2 separate regions of the Mus musculus genome follow, and region 1 is linked to region 2. Evidence: chromatin loops called from intact Hi-C (ENCODE). Cell type or tissue: left cerebral cortex. All regions are shown on one strand. Links, peaks and the distances in the headings refer to the core of each region. The heading gives the core; the rest is flanking DNA.

Region 1 (5,000 bases), core at 1-5,000, 73 kb before region 2:
TGGAGTACTACTCAGCTATTAAAAAGAATGAATTTATGAAATTCCTAGGCAAATGGATGGACCTGGAGGGCATCATCCTGAGTGAGGTAACCCAAACACAAAGGAACTCACACAATATGTACTCACTGATAAGTGGATATTAGCCCAGAAACTTAGGATACCCAAGATATAAGATACAATTTGCTAAACGCATGAAACTCAAGAAGATTGAAGACCAAAGTGTGGACACTTTGCCCCTTCTTAGAATTGGGAACAAAACACCCATGGAAGGAGTTACAGAGACAAAATTTGGAGCTGTGACGAAAGGATGGACCATCTAGTGATTGCCATATCCAGGGATGCATCCCATAATCAGCTTCCAAACGCTGACACCATTGCATACACTAGCAAGATTTTGCTGAAAGGACCCTGATATAGCTGTCTCTTGTGAGACTATGCCGGGGCCTAGCAAACAAAGAAGTGGATGCTCACAGTCACCTAATGGATGGATCACAGGGCCCCCAATGGAGGAGCTAGAGAAAGTACCCAAGGAGCTAAAGGGATCTGCAACCCTATAGGTGGAACAACAATATGAACTAACCAGTACCCCGGAGCTCTTGACTCTAGCTGCATATGTATCAAAAGATGGCCTAGTCGGCCATCACTGGAAAGAGAGGCCCATTGGACACACAAACTTTATATGCCCCAGTACAGGGGAACGCCAGGGCCAAAAAGTGGGAGTGGGTGGGTAAGGGAGTAGGGGGGGTGGGTATGGGAGACTTTTGGGATAGCATTGGAAATGTAAATGAGGAAAATACCTAATAAAAAATTAAAAAAAACACAACTCTATATAAAAGTTTGCAAAGCTCCCTCCCCATCCCCATGCCCCTCCCCCTCCCTCTCCCTCTGTTTCTTCCTGGGTCCTATTTCCTGGGCCTGTCAGATTCTCAGAAGTCTGAATCACTGGCCTTTCTTATCTCTGTCTCCAAGAAGGATGGGCACTGTCCTCAGAAGGATGGCCATTCTCCATGCTTCTGGCCTCCTTGCCTGGGTCTCTCTGAGCCCCCTTTTCTGCCCACCAGGGCCATTTAGACTCCAGCCTGCAGCCACTATTCTCACAACATTACCCTGAAGGCCTCATGCCTCTATGCTAGGCTCCCAAAGACCCTATCTCCCTATATATTTAAAAAAATCAAACAAAACAAAACCACTGGCAAAGCTACGGGATGCCAGGCCCCTGCCAAGGGGCTTGAAAAGTCCATAAAGTCTGAGTTGTAATTAGATATTGTCCAAAGATGGGTTCAGCATCCCACATTCTGCATCTGCCTTCAATAACTCTGTCAAAGATAACCTCATTTTCTAAACCCTGCTTTTCTGAGCCTGCAGTACCAGGGTCAGGATACCAACAGTAGCTAACTACCCACGACAGCTTCCTGCCATAGGGACCTGTGGCCTCCGGCACAGGAGCACACTCCCTGTGGATATGTGACAGTTAATCTTGCTTGTCAACTTGACTAGATCTAGAATCACCTCAGAAACAAGCCTCTGGGCATGTCTCTGAAGGATTGCCTAGGTTCATTAGCTAAGGTGAGAAATCCCACCATAATGTGGGCTGTGCCACTCTGCAGGCCAGGGTCTAAGACATCATGAAAAGGGGAGAAACTAGAAGCAGTTGAATCTCTGTGAGTTTAAGACCAGCCTGGGCTGCCTAGGACTCCAGCGTTCCTTGCTCAATACTTTCTGATCTGACTAAAGCTACAGTGAGACTCGCTGCTTCAAGTTCTGGCCACCATGGTTCCCTGAACCATAATGGACTACACTCTGGACCTGTGGACCAAAGCAAGCCCCTCTCTTCACACGCTGTCTTTGTCAAATCCTTGGTCATGGTGATGACAGGACATGAAAGTGACTCAGCTGTGAGTGAAGGATGATTTAAAGTCACCAGACTTTTCAAGGTCTGCCCCACTCAGGGGCAGGGTTGTGTATGCCACAGGCCCTGTGTATGGCACCATGCTTCCTGGAGACTCCTGGGGCCAAGCCTGGTGCAGGAGCCAAAAGTAACAGACAATGTGTCATGGTCTGAATATGCTTGACCCGGGGAGTGGTACTATTGAAAAGTGTGGCTTGTTGGAGTAGGTGTGGCCCTGTTGGAGTTGGTGTGTCACTGTGGGTGTGGGCTTTAAGACCCTCATCCTAGCTGCCTGGAAGCAAGTATTCTGCTATCAGCCTCCAGATGAAGATGTGGAACTCTCAACTCCTCTTGTACCATGCCTGTCTGGATGCTGCCATGTTCCCACCATGATGACAATGGACTGAACCTCTGAACCTATAAGCCAGCCCCAATTAAATGTTGTTCTTATAAGAGTTGCCTTGGTCATGGTGTCTGTTCACAGCAGTAAAACCCTAACTAAGACACAATGTAAGTGTGATAGGTGCTCCCACCACGTGGAGGGAAGGAGACAGACTTGTCCCGTGCCCTTTGTGTCTCACATGTCCTGGGATTGGGTTCTAACTCTAACACACAGGTGCAAGGAGGTCTTTAAAGCTCTAACAAGGTCATTGGCTTCTCTGGGAACACACCCATCCTAAACACAAAGGACTTAGTATTGCTGGTCATGCTGCCTCATGTGACATTAGTGGCCATGTCCCTTCCTTGTGACCAGGGCTTGCCATTTACCTATAACTTGATTGCAATGTCTCTTTAAGAATCTCTTTCTATTCTAGACATTTCTAAGTTGCCTGTGACATCGATGTGTCCACCTACTAACTTCTGGATGTAAAGAAGATGTTTCCAGTGGAAACGGTGTTCAGGGCCAGGTAGAGTAGAAGTTAGCCTAGAGTTGATTTTTCCTTGAGCTGCACTGCCAGGGACCAGCTTGAACTCCATGAGTCTTGGTTCAAAGGCAGACCCTGGCCTGACTAGGTCAGGCTGTGCAGGGATCCCGGAGCCTGCATTTCTATTTGTCTCAGTCCAATGTCAAGAAGTCTGAAGTTCTGAACAAGCAGTTAGTTGCAGGGAGTACAATCAAACCTGTGCACCTGAAAGCGCTCATGTGGCCACTAGAGGGCGCTGCAGACAAGGCTCTGAAGCTGCCAGGGCTGAGGGACACCCCTCAGGTGTTGGGACAAGGCCACCATTTCTGTTCTCCCTCCGTGGCCCTCCTCACAATGTGAAACCCTGGCTTCACTCACCCACTCACTGATCCACCCACCCAATCCCCAGGAAAGCAGGGCCCTTGTCTGTCTGTCCGTGCATGCTGCATCCACCACAGGAGCCAGAACAGCAGCTGGCATACAGGAACTGCTCAGCAGTCAGAAGTTACAGAAATGAGGATGAGGACAAAGAGAGGTTGAAAGGAGAAAGGACCCAGGATTGTAGGAGTGTAGGACCTGGCTCTCACAGCTCAGGCACATCACTGGTCCCTTACCTCCAGGGACCTCTGCAGGGCTTGCTGGTCACAGGAGATCTGGTCTACTTTCTGCTGGTGCTTAGAGTTCCCATGGGCAAGAGGCCTCACAGCCTCGATCTGTGTCCCCAGATCCAGCCCCTCTTCCTGCAGCCCCTGCGATAGAAAAACAAGTGAGCTGGGTCACCTCCCCTCCATCCAGAAGACCCTCCATCCAGGAGGCCCAGTAGGGCAGGGGCTGAGATGGGTTCCCAGGCTAGCATGTCCCTCTATCAGTGGCTGTACCACTTGGGTGGTCCAATAGATTCTTCTTCAGGGCAAATGAAACTTTAAAATTCAGACACAAATATCCTGGGGCACCATAAAAATAAACTATAGGAAAGATCCCAGACAGCATCTTGAGAAAGAAACCCACGTCTGGACCCCCACCTGCTGACCGTTGGTTGTTATGCGGAATTAGACCTACTTCAGTATTAAAGACTCAAATGTAGCATGCTTAATGTTTTCCAGAGAACACTGTCAGCTTATGCACGAATCATGTTTGGGTTTAAAACAATAAACACCGTGTCGTGTGCATGATAAAAACCAGTAAGGTCCCTCAGCCGGCCAGTGATTGCCAGTGACCTGCCTGTATGCGGTCCACACGTGATAGAAAGCATCCCTTCCTAATCTCAAAATTGGTTTATTCAACTGAAAGCCTCCAAGTTCCTAGGACACTTAATCTTCATCGTCTACCTGACTAGATGTTTATCATCTAGCAGACACCTCTGCTGTGTCTATGAGGGAGTTTCCAAATACGATGAGCTGAGGAGGGGAGAGCCACATTAACTATGGTGGACCCACCCCATGGGCTGGAGTCCCCAAAGGGAATAAAAAGAGAACCGAACTGAAAGCCAGCATTTACTGCCCTCTCTGCTTCCTGACCCCTCCTCAGACTTCAGAGCCCCAAAGAACTGCTTGTTGCTGTGTTAGACTCAAGACTCCGTAGCTCAGGGAGTGTGTATGTGTGTGTATGTGTGTGTGTGTGTGTGTGTGTGTGTGTGTGTGTGTGTGTGTGTGTGTGTGTGAACAGTCCCAGCTGAGGCCAGGACTGCCCACTGAATAAGCAGAGATTCCATTGAGACCCACGCCATCCCGGCAGTAATGGACCCAAACTGCCAGAAGGGGGTGCTACAAAGTAGACAACAGAGCTCCTCACCTGCAACCTTAGGAGCTGGACCTGCTTTCCAGGAAGGTCCCTCGGAAGCCCTTTCTCTGCTTGGATCCTGGCCTGGAGGTCTAGGAGCTTCCTGTTTAGGGGATCAAAAGCCACCCCAAAGTCCTTGTGCTGAACAAGCAGGCTCTGCAAATAGAAGCATAAATAAGAGCTTTTCTTATAGTGCTTTGCAAGACCTAACAGTGGGCTGGGCTGCTCTCTTTAAATGAACTCCTAAACCATCTCCTCCAGGAAGCCCTCCCTGGTGGGCCAACCTTGTGTCCCCTTATCACACTTTAGCCATTGTCTGTGCAGGCTGCCCCTCCCCTGTACACCAGATCTCTCACCAGAAGTTTATTATAAATATGATTTTTGAGAACACATCTCAGTCTACTCATTTCCTCTCTATACTCTGTTAT
Region 2 (8,177 bases), core at 1,331-6,330:
GACCTGGATCTTGGCATGGAGACCTTGAGGCATAGTGGCTATGAATCCTAGAAGATTAAGACAGAGAGATTTCCAAGTTCAAGGTCATCTGGGATTAAAGGTATGGTGCCACACACCTTTAATCTGGGCCACACCTTCAGCTGGAGACCTACATAAGGGCATTGTAAGAAGGAAGATTTACTCTCTCTCTTCTTCTCCTGCTTGCCTTGTGGGACTGAGCAACTGCTAGATCCTGTCACAGCTGCTGCTGACCACTGTTGGGAGTTGGACTACAGACTGTAAGTCATCAACAAATTCCCTTACTATATAGAGACGACCCGTCAGTTCTGTGACTCTAGAGAACCCTGACTAATACAACCTTTGATTCTAAATCTCCTCTACGGTGGAGTGGGTACACACACACACACACACACACACACACACACACACACACACACAGCAAGTGCCACACACTTCCTGGTGAACAGTCAAAATCAGTAGGCAGAAAACAAGTCAATGGAAAGGCTAACAGAAGGTACGCCCACCCCAGTGGCCACAGACACTGAAGGTCTTACAAGCACCAGGGCGAAAGGGACAGCTACCAGCCTCTGCAGGAAGGCCACTTCTTCAATCTTGTGCAGATTCTTGCTTGCTATTGACATGCGTGGGGAAAATGGTGGGGCCCTCTGCTTACTTCACAGGCTCTCTAGATGCTTTAGAACAAACACAGGCTCACACACAGGGGCCACTCACAGCTGGGAGACAAGGTGGCAAATTCCTCCCAACTCTTTCCCGAACTGAAAGGGCAAGCGGCCACCAGTGGTCAGGAATCAGTCTCCGGTCACACTTCCCTCACGGCCCAAAGCAGGAAGCCTGGGCCCTCACCTGGCCTTGCTGTGGCTTGGACATTTCCCATCTCTGTCTTCTTTCCTTCCTCCTTTTCAATCTTCATGGCTGTCCTTCCACAAGCACACAGACCCAGGGTTTTACCCTTGTCTGGCTTTTCTCTCGAGGCCCACGCCTACCTCTGTTATTATTCAAAGTAATTTTATGGTACAGGCAGTCGTGGAAACACTCTCCTCTTTCAGCTGTAGCCTGATGATTTAGGTGTCCCTCAGGTGCCTTGAGAATCTCGATGTACAGAAGTCTTGTGACAGCCCATCTTCCTTCCATTTCCCCCGAGTTAGCAAGCAGCCAGCAGGGCTCACCATAACCTCCAACCAGACAATCACAGATGGCGCCTTTCCTTTCTGCAGGGTTTCTGATCTCCTCCCATGGCCCCTCCCCCACCCCAGACTGGAATAGTGCTGCCTCACTTACAGTCAGTCGGGCTCGCTGGCTGCTCTGTGGGTTCAGCTGCCTCCAGTCCATGCTCAGAGTTCCAACCAAGTGCTCTCCTGACTGGGGAGCGAGGCTTTCTAGGATCTTCTCTCCTAAGGAAAGATTCCCTATCAGACTCCGAGCCAGGTCTGCCTCAGCCTCCCAAGTGCTGGGATTAAAGGCGTGCGCCACCACCGCCTGCCAGGTTTTTCTTCCCTCTTCCATGGAGACTCTCTTGAGTGGCAGCCTCAGTGTCATCCCCTGAGCTTTCTCTGGCCCCTTGAAGTGTTTCTGTCAGGTCCCCTCACCCTAGTTCCTGCCAGTTCTTAGTGACATTCTTGCATGTGTCATTGCACGACTGTGAGGTGTTCAGGACTGGACAGGGTAGTTTTCCTCCTAATGTCCTATCTAGCATGGCGGCAGGAGCTGTGAGTCTGGGACTTGAAGTGAGGGCCTTTTGCATGCAAAGCAGACGCCTCACCCCAGAACCCCAGGCACACAGGTGCTTTGTCTCTTTCTGTGGCATCTATGGTCAGCACCGGAACCTTTGCTGAGGAGCAGTTTGGTTTGCCACAGTTTCAGTTACCAGTGAGCAGCCAAGAGTTCAAGGCAAACTCCTCCTCAGCAGCTTGCAGCTGCTCGGCATCCAACTCGGCGTGCGGGGAAAGTGAATCATGCTTTGCTCAGTGTATCCACACCATATGCACTGCCTGCCTAGAGTATCCACACTATATGCGCTGCCCACCTAGAGTATCCACACGGTATGCACTGCCTGCCTAGAGTATCCACACGGTATGCGCTGCCCGCCTAGAGTGTCCACACGGTATGCGCTGCCCGCCTAGCGTATCCACACGGTATGTGTTGCCCGCCTAGCGTATCCACACGGTATGCGCTGCCCGCCTAGCGTATCCACACGGTATGCACTACCTGCCTAGAGTATCCACACGGTATGCGCTGCCCGCCTAGAGTATCCACACGGTATGCGCTGCCTGCCTAGAGTGTCCACACGGTATGCACTACCCGCCTAGAGTATCCACACGGTATGCACTACCCGCCTAGAGTATCCACACGGTATGCGCTGCCCGCCTAGAGTATCCACACGGTATGCGCTGCCCGCCTAGCGTATCCACACGGTATGCACTACCTGCCTAGAGTATCCACACGGTATGCGCTGCCCGCCTAGAGTATCCACACAGTATGCGCTGCCCGCCTAGAGTGTCCACACGGTATGCACTACCTGCCTAGAGTATCCACACGGTATGCACTACCTGCCTAGAGTATCCACACGGTATGCGCTGCCCGCCTAGAGTATCCACACGGTATGCGCTGCCCGCCTAGCGTATCCACACGGTATGCACTACCTGCCTAGAGTATCCACACGGTATGCGCTACCTGCCTAGAGTATCCACACGGTATGCGCTGCCCGCCTAGAGTATCCACACGGTATGCGCTGCCCGCCTAGAGTGTCCACACGGTATGCGCTGTCCGCCTAGCGTATCCACACGGTATGTGTTGCCCGCCTAGCGTATCCACACGGTATGCGCTGCCCGCCTAGAGTATCCACTGCCAGTCTAGAGTATTCACACGGTATGCGCTACCTGCCTGTGAGCCGGTTAGTGGCTATGCTGGTCTTCAGGTCTCCCGCTGGGTATGGCAACCCCTGTGTTTATGTCACCCTGTCTTACTTGTGTCCTCAGAGTCCCGGGGATGTTGGCAACTTGAATATGCCAAAGAGAAGCTGTAGAGTTCTTCCTGGAGAAGGCAGAAATGTGTGGAGGGACCACAGTGGTAGAACTATAGCTACAGTGTTGCTATCACGGTCTTGTTGCTATTATTGTTGCTACTGTTCTTCCTTCAGTTCATTTATAAGTTGACTTTAATCACAGGTAACACATGGATGTAAAAACATAGTATGTATACAGGATTCAGTTCTATTTGTGGTCTCAGGCATCCTCTGGGAGAGGGGTACTATATTTTGAGTTTCATACTTTGAGACTTGTAGAGGCACTGTCCTGAATTATTTACGGTGTTTCCTGTCCCTTATGTTAGAATTATGTACTGAGCAGACCCTACAGGCCAGGAACAGTGTGAAGGCACCAGGCTACACAACCATTTCTGCCTGGGAACCCACAGGGGAATGGGCGAAGCATAGGAAATACATAGGAGGAGAACACACATTTCTGAGAAGAGAGGGCCAAGCAGCCATCGAGGGTCATGCTCATGTTCTTTAGTGCCTGCGACTGTGTGGGATTGGTGCTGGACTGCTCAGGCTGATGGTGGTCTCTATATCTCTTAGTGGGTGGGTCTCCATCACGTCTACTATTGTCTCAACAAACCTGCTGTGGTTCAGTTAGGAAAAGGACTCCATGCGGGCAGCACTCAGTCCCTCACACCTGATGACCGGTATCCCAAGGTACTGACCACGGACTGCAGGAGGGCTGTCTACAAAACTGTTCCTCCGGCATTGTGAGGGAACCAAGCATCCATCCTCTTGAAATGTGTTTGCTCATTCATATTTTTTTTTTGAAGCAGGTCTCTAGTCAGCCCAGGCAGACCAGTACCCCAGGATCCTCCTCGTTTATACCCAATGCTTCCAGAATGTTCTTTTCTGCTTCGTTTTGGTTGAGGGGAGTGGAGGTGAGGATGGCAGGGGTCTCACCTACTTCAGGCTGGCTGGAACTCAGTATATAACCAAGGATGACCTTGAATTCTCATCTTTCTGCCTCCACCGCCTGAGTGCTGGGATTACAGGCATTCACCATCACACCCCATGTCCTGCAGTGTTGGGAACTGAATTCAGAAATTCCTGCTTGCTAAGTAAACATTCTACCAACCGAGCCTCGTGTACCCCTTTTAGTATCTCAGACTATCTGTCAACTTTTAAGTCTCCCAATGACCCCGTTATATATGCCATTTTGTGACTCTAATAGAAAGCACGTGAGTTAACTACTCCATAGGATAGGTTCTGGCACTAGGGGAAAGCACAAATCTGGGCCACTTACCGATTCCCAGACTACATTATCAGCAGGGCTCCAGCTTCTGTAGATGACAAGCTAGTGCCCCCTGCTGGCCTTACAGGATAAGACAGGAGACTCACTAAAATGCTCAGTTCTTCCTCCCCCCACTCCCACCTCTTGAAATGAAGACTCTTAATTTTTTTTTTTTTCCACAAGAAACAATTTCTTCAAGAGAATTCTTCTTATTAAAGCCGGGGGTAGTCCTGCACACCTTTAATGGTAGAACTCAGGAGGCTGCTGCAGGAGGATCACAATGAGTTACAGGTCAGTTCCAAGGCGCTTGAGGGCGTGTGTGTGTGGGACACACACACACACACACACACACACACACAGAGGAGACTGACAGGATCTTATCTGCTTCCCTAGATAGCCTAGCACTCGTATGAATTATCTCAGGGCAGCAGCTGTGCTGTGTGAAGGCAGATGTGCGGATGGATGGGAGGGTCAGAGTAGAACTAACTCACACAACCATGGCTTCACAAAAAAGTCACAGGAAGGCTGGGCTCAGTCCACCTAGGCACCTAGAGAAGAAGGCACCCACTCACCCACAAGTGCTAACTTCACCCTGAGACAATAAAGGTTCCCAACTTGCCAGTGAGGCCTTTGCAAAAAAAAAAAAAAAAGCTTACTTTGCATTTTTGAAAAGCAGAATAGTTTTTTTGTGTGTTTAAATTAAAATCCTTTGGAATTTTGTATCTACCAGCTACACTTTCAAAAATACAGCATTCAGAGTTAACAAGTGTTATCCTTCTGGGTAAACAGTCAGAAAAAGAGCCAGTTTTAAAGACCCTTTTCCTAATCGTCTTCTGAAAGGGAGAATGGGAAGTTCCACCTCCCCATCTCTAGCCCAGGCCGCCCTGGCGGAACCCTGCGGTAACTGCTTTCTTGGCGACGGGAGTCCTGTGTGCAGTGGACTCTCGTGATAGTGATGGTTTGAAAGCATGAAATTATCCAGCCTCAATGGTTTGGGAAATGCTGAGTGAAATTCTGACTCAGCAGGAGTCAGAGGCCGTCACTCCTCAGAAGAGAACACGTGTTCTTGTGGCTGAGACTATCAGAGGGGCCCTTGGCCCCGTGATACTGACTGGCTCCTTGTTTTTGTGGTCTAGGCATCTCCTCACAAGTCTTTGGGAGGTAATGAGTGACAGAAACTATCTGCTGTTAAAAGCCAAATCCAACCCCAGACAGCAAAACAGCACTGCATATTAAACAGGCGGTAGGGGAGAAGGATTTGTGGGGTCAGCTTGCTCCTTCCCCTGTGTGCGACCTGGTGGTGGAACTCAGGTCACCAAGCTTGGTTGCAGGCCCTTTAGCCACTGAGCCATTGTGCTCACTTAATTCTTGTACCATTTAATTCATATATAATAGTATATACATATACATGTATATATGAATTATATATATAGATACATACATATATGTATATATTTGTTATATATATATATGTATATATGAATTAATTCATATAGAGAGAGTTTAATGTGTTTTAATAGCAAACTTATAGGAAAAGCAGAGGACAGACAATATTAAAAACTTGTACACAGGGCAACTCAGAAGGTATAGTGAATGGATGAACTCTACTGGATGATAAAAATGTCACAAACACCATTTAGTTTCTGTCAATATAAATTTACTTATGTTTTAAAAATCCGAATGCTGGCATTGTTCAGAAAAATCTAACAGGTTTATTTAAAATTGTTATAAAGTTGAACTGTTGAAAACGTGTTCACTGAAACATTTTGCTTGCATTAATGCTTTACATCTTGAATTTATATTAAAAGCTCACACATGAATGTGGAGAAGCTACCAATACCTGATTCTGTCCCCTATGTTTCCACCCCCCAATCATATACTTGGGTACCTTTGATCCCATGGAAAAATTATCTAACATTCAGAACTACTGATAACAGGAAGAAGAGGAAAAAAATTTTTTATTTTGAGAATGAAATTTTTCCTCTCATAGAGTACTTTTTTTAACCTATTCTTTTTTAAAAAAATGATTTATTTATTTATGTATATGAATACACTGTTGCTGTCTTCGGACACACCAGAAGAGGGCATCAGATGTCATTACAGATGGTTGTGAGCCACCATGTGGTTTCTGGGAACTCAGGACTCATGGACGAGCAGTCAGTGCCCCTCACCACTGAGCCATCTCTCCAGCCCCATAGTGGACTCTTAAGCATGTTCTCTGCGTGTGTAGCTGGATATCTTTTGGAGATTTACATGTTTGGCATGGATAGCACACAGATTGGTATCTTCCCAAAGGCCAACCCGATAGGCCTCACTTGCCTCCTGCTCAGCACCAGTATCTGCACTCTGGAAGCGCAGATCTGTTTTGAAATCCTGAGCAATTTCTTGCACCAGACGCTGAAAGGGGAGCTTGCGAGTCAGCAGTTCAGTTCTGTTGACTTCTGATAGCGGCTGATTTCAGAGTGCCACAGTACTGGGCCTGTGACGACGAGGTTTCTTCACCGTCCAGTAGAGGGCGCACGCGTGTGAGCGGCTTTTGAAGCCAGTTGTTTCCTGGGTGTTTTACCACTACCCCACCCCCTTCTCCTTGGTCTGGAGCTCCCCAAGCGAGAAGCAGTACAGTGCTGGCGTGAAAGCAATGGTGGCTCCCCGACAGCTGCAAACACACCATTTAATTAATTTAACTTTACAGGAAACCTTTCCTTTTACACTCGGTGTATAGTAAGTTTCTCAATAAAACAAAGTCGGACAGTTGTACAACTTTAAGACATATAAGGTTGGGTGTGGTGGTTCCTGCCTATAAGTAACTCTGGCATTTTGGACGCAGGAACAGTGCTGCTGAGAGGACAGACACACACCACCACACCTTGCACCCTAGGCTTCATGTAAGGTTCAAACGGATTTGTGTACACAAAAGCTGTCTGGAGAACAAAACTCACAATACGTACACAGGACAAACTCACACTGAGGCAACTGCTTGGGAGGAGGGAAACACAGCAGACAGCCTTACAACTCCACACCACTCTGACAAAAGCTTGAAATATACACAACCTCCAGTGGCCATTCTCAAAACACAAGGAGAGAAAATACAAGTGTGGGAAAATTCAATGATGAAAACTCAATACTCGGTATCCTTAGGACTAGAACCCAGGACCACACCCCCACACTCCAAATCCCAGGACAGCACTCTAGCTCTTCACAACATATACCTTCTCCGTGGTCTATCCTAGATTGACCTAATCCAATTGCAACATACCATCTATCTCCATGTACCCAGTCACTCCTGGATCAGACAAAGCAAGGAGAGCCTGTGCCAGCCAGAATCTCTGATGTAGGGACTAGGTTATCCACAACTAAGATCAGTTAAGTACTTACAAAAGGCTTCAAGGCATGGTAGGACACACCTGTAATCCCAGCCTTCAAGGAAGCTACGGCACGATCTCATTTTAGGCCTGACTAAGGCTCTAATGGCAAGGCTATCTCAAGAAACGTAACAAAAATGAAACCATAACCAAGTCGAAAATAAAATATAAATTAGCTGTGTTGGAGAGAAAGGTAGTCAAAATTCAAAGGCATTGCCACCTCTTGGAAAGACTGGCTCTGCCTGGTTTCCACATGCCTGTAGGTGTTGTCTGGGCATTCGGTTAATGGCGGGGGCTGAGCTGATGCTCTGTTGTTAAGTGTCACACGGGGGTGGGTCAGGCTTCAGCTCAGGTTGTGGGTTTCTGGGTCCCAAGAGCCATCTTTACTGGAGGCTCCACCCCTGTAACCCAGAGAGCCACTTTTCTCTTAGGGCAGCACCTTCAAAGCTCTGGGCAGCAGGGCCAGGCACGTGTCACCTGGTGTAATTTTTGCTTATGGTGTACCAGTGTTTTGCCTGTGTGCGTG

The links. A loop is a pair of places that touch in the nucleus more often than their neighbours do. Peaks named below come from ENCODE experiments on the same cell type or tissue, not always from the same donor. Only the 100,000 strongest peaks of a DNase experiment are listed, where the experiment ranks them.
Region 1: a loop joins it to region 2, with 8 times the contacts of the local background. A loop is called at or near these places in 38 of 42 quality-filtered maps.

The regions. Positions count from the first base shown.
Region 1 is chr12:104,949,579-104,954,578 of GRCm38, forward strand. It overlaps Syne3 (spectrin repeat containing, nuclear envelope family member 3), which reads right to left. Exons shown (of 19, transcript NM_001042699.2): 11 at 4,585-4,728; 12 at 3,408-3,542. Among named protein-coding and RNA genes, the nearest start is that of Syne3, 47 kb to the right of the region's middle. In left cerebral cortex, for the core only: CTCF peaks have their summits at 3,040 (motif pointing right) and 4,568 (motif pointing right); DNase peaks (open chromatin) are centred at 3,059 and 4,554.
Region 2 is chr12:105,021,109-105,029,285 of GRCm38, forward strand. Gm46375 (a long non-coding RNA gene) reads right to left here and starts at 5,648. Exons shown (of 2, transcript XR_003950255.1): 1 at 1,300-5,648. In left cerebral cortex, for the core only: a CTCF peak has its summit at 4,370 (motif pointing left); a DNase peak (open chromatin) is centred at 4,361.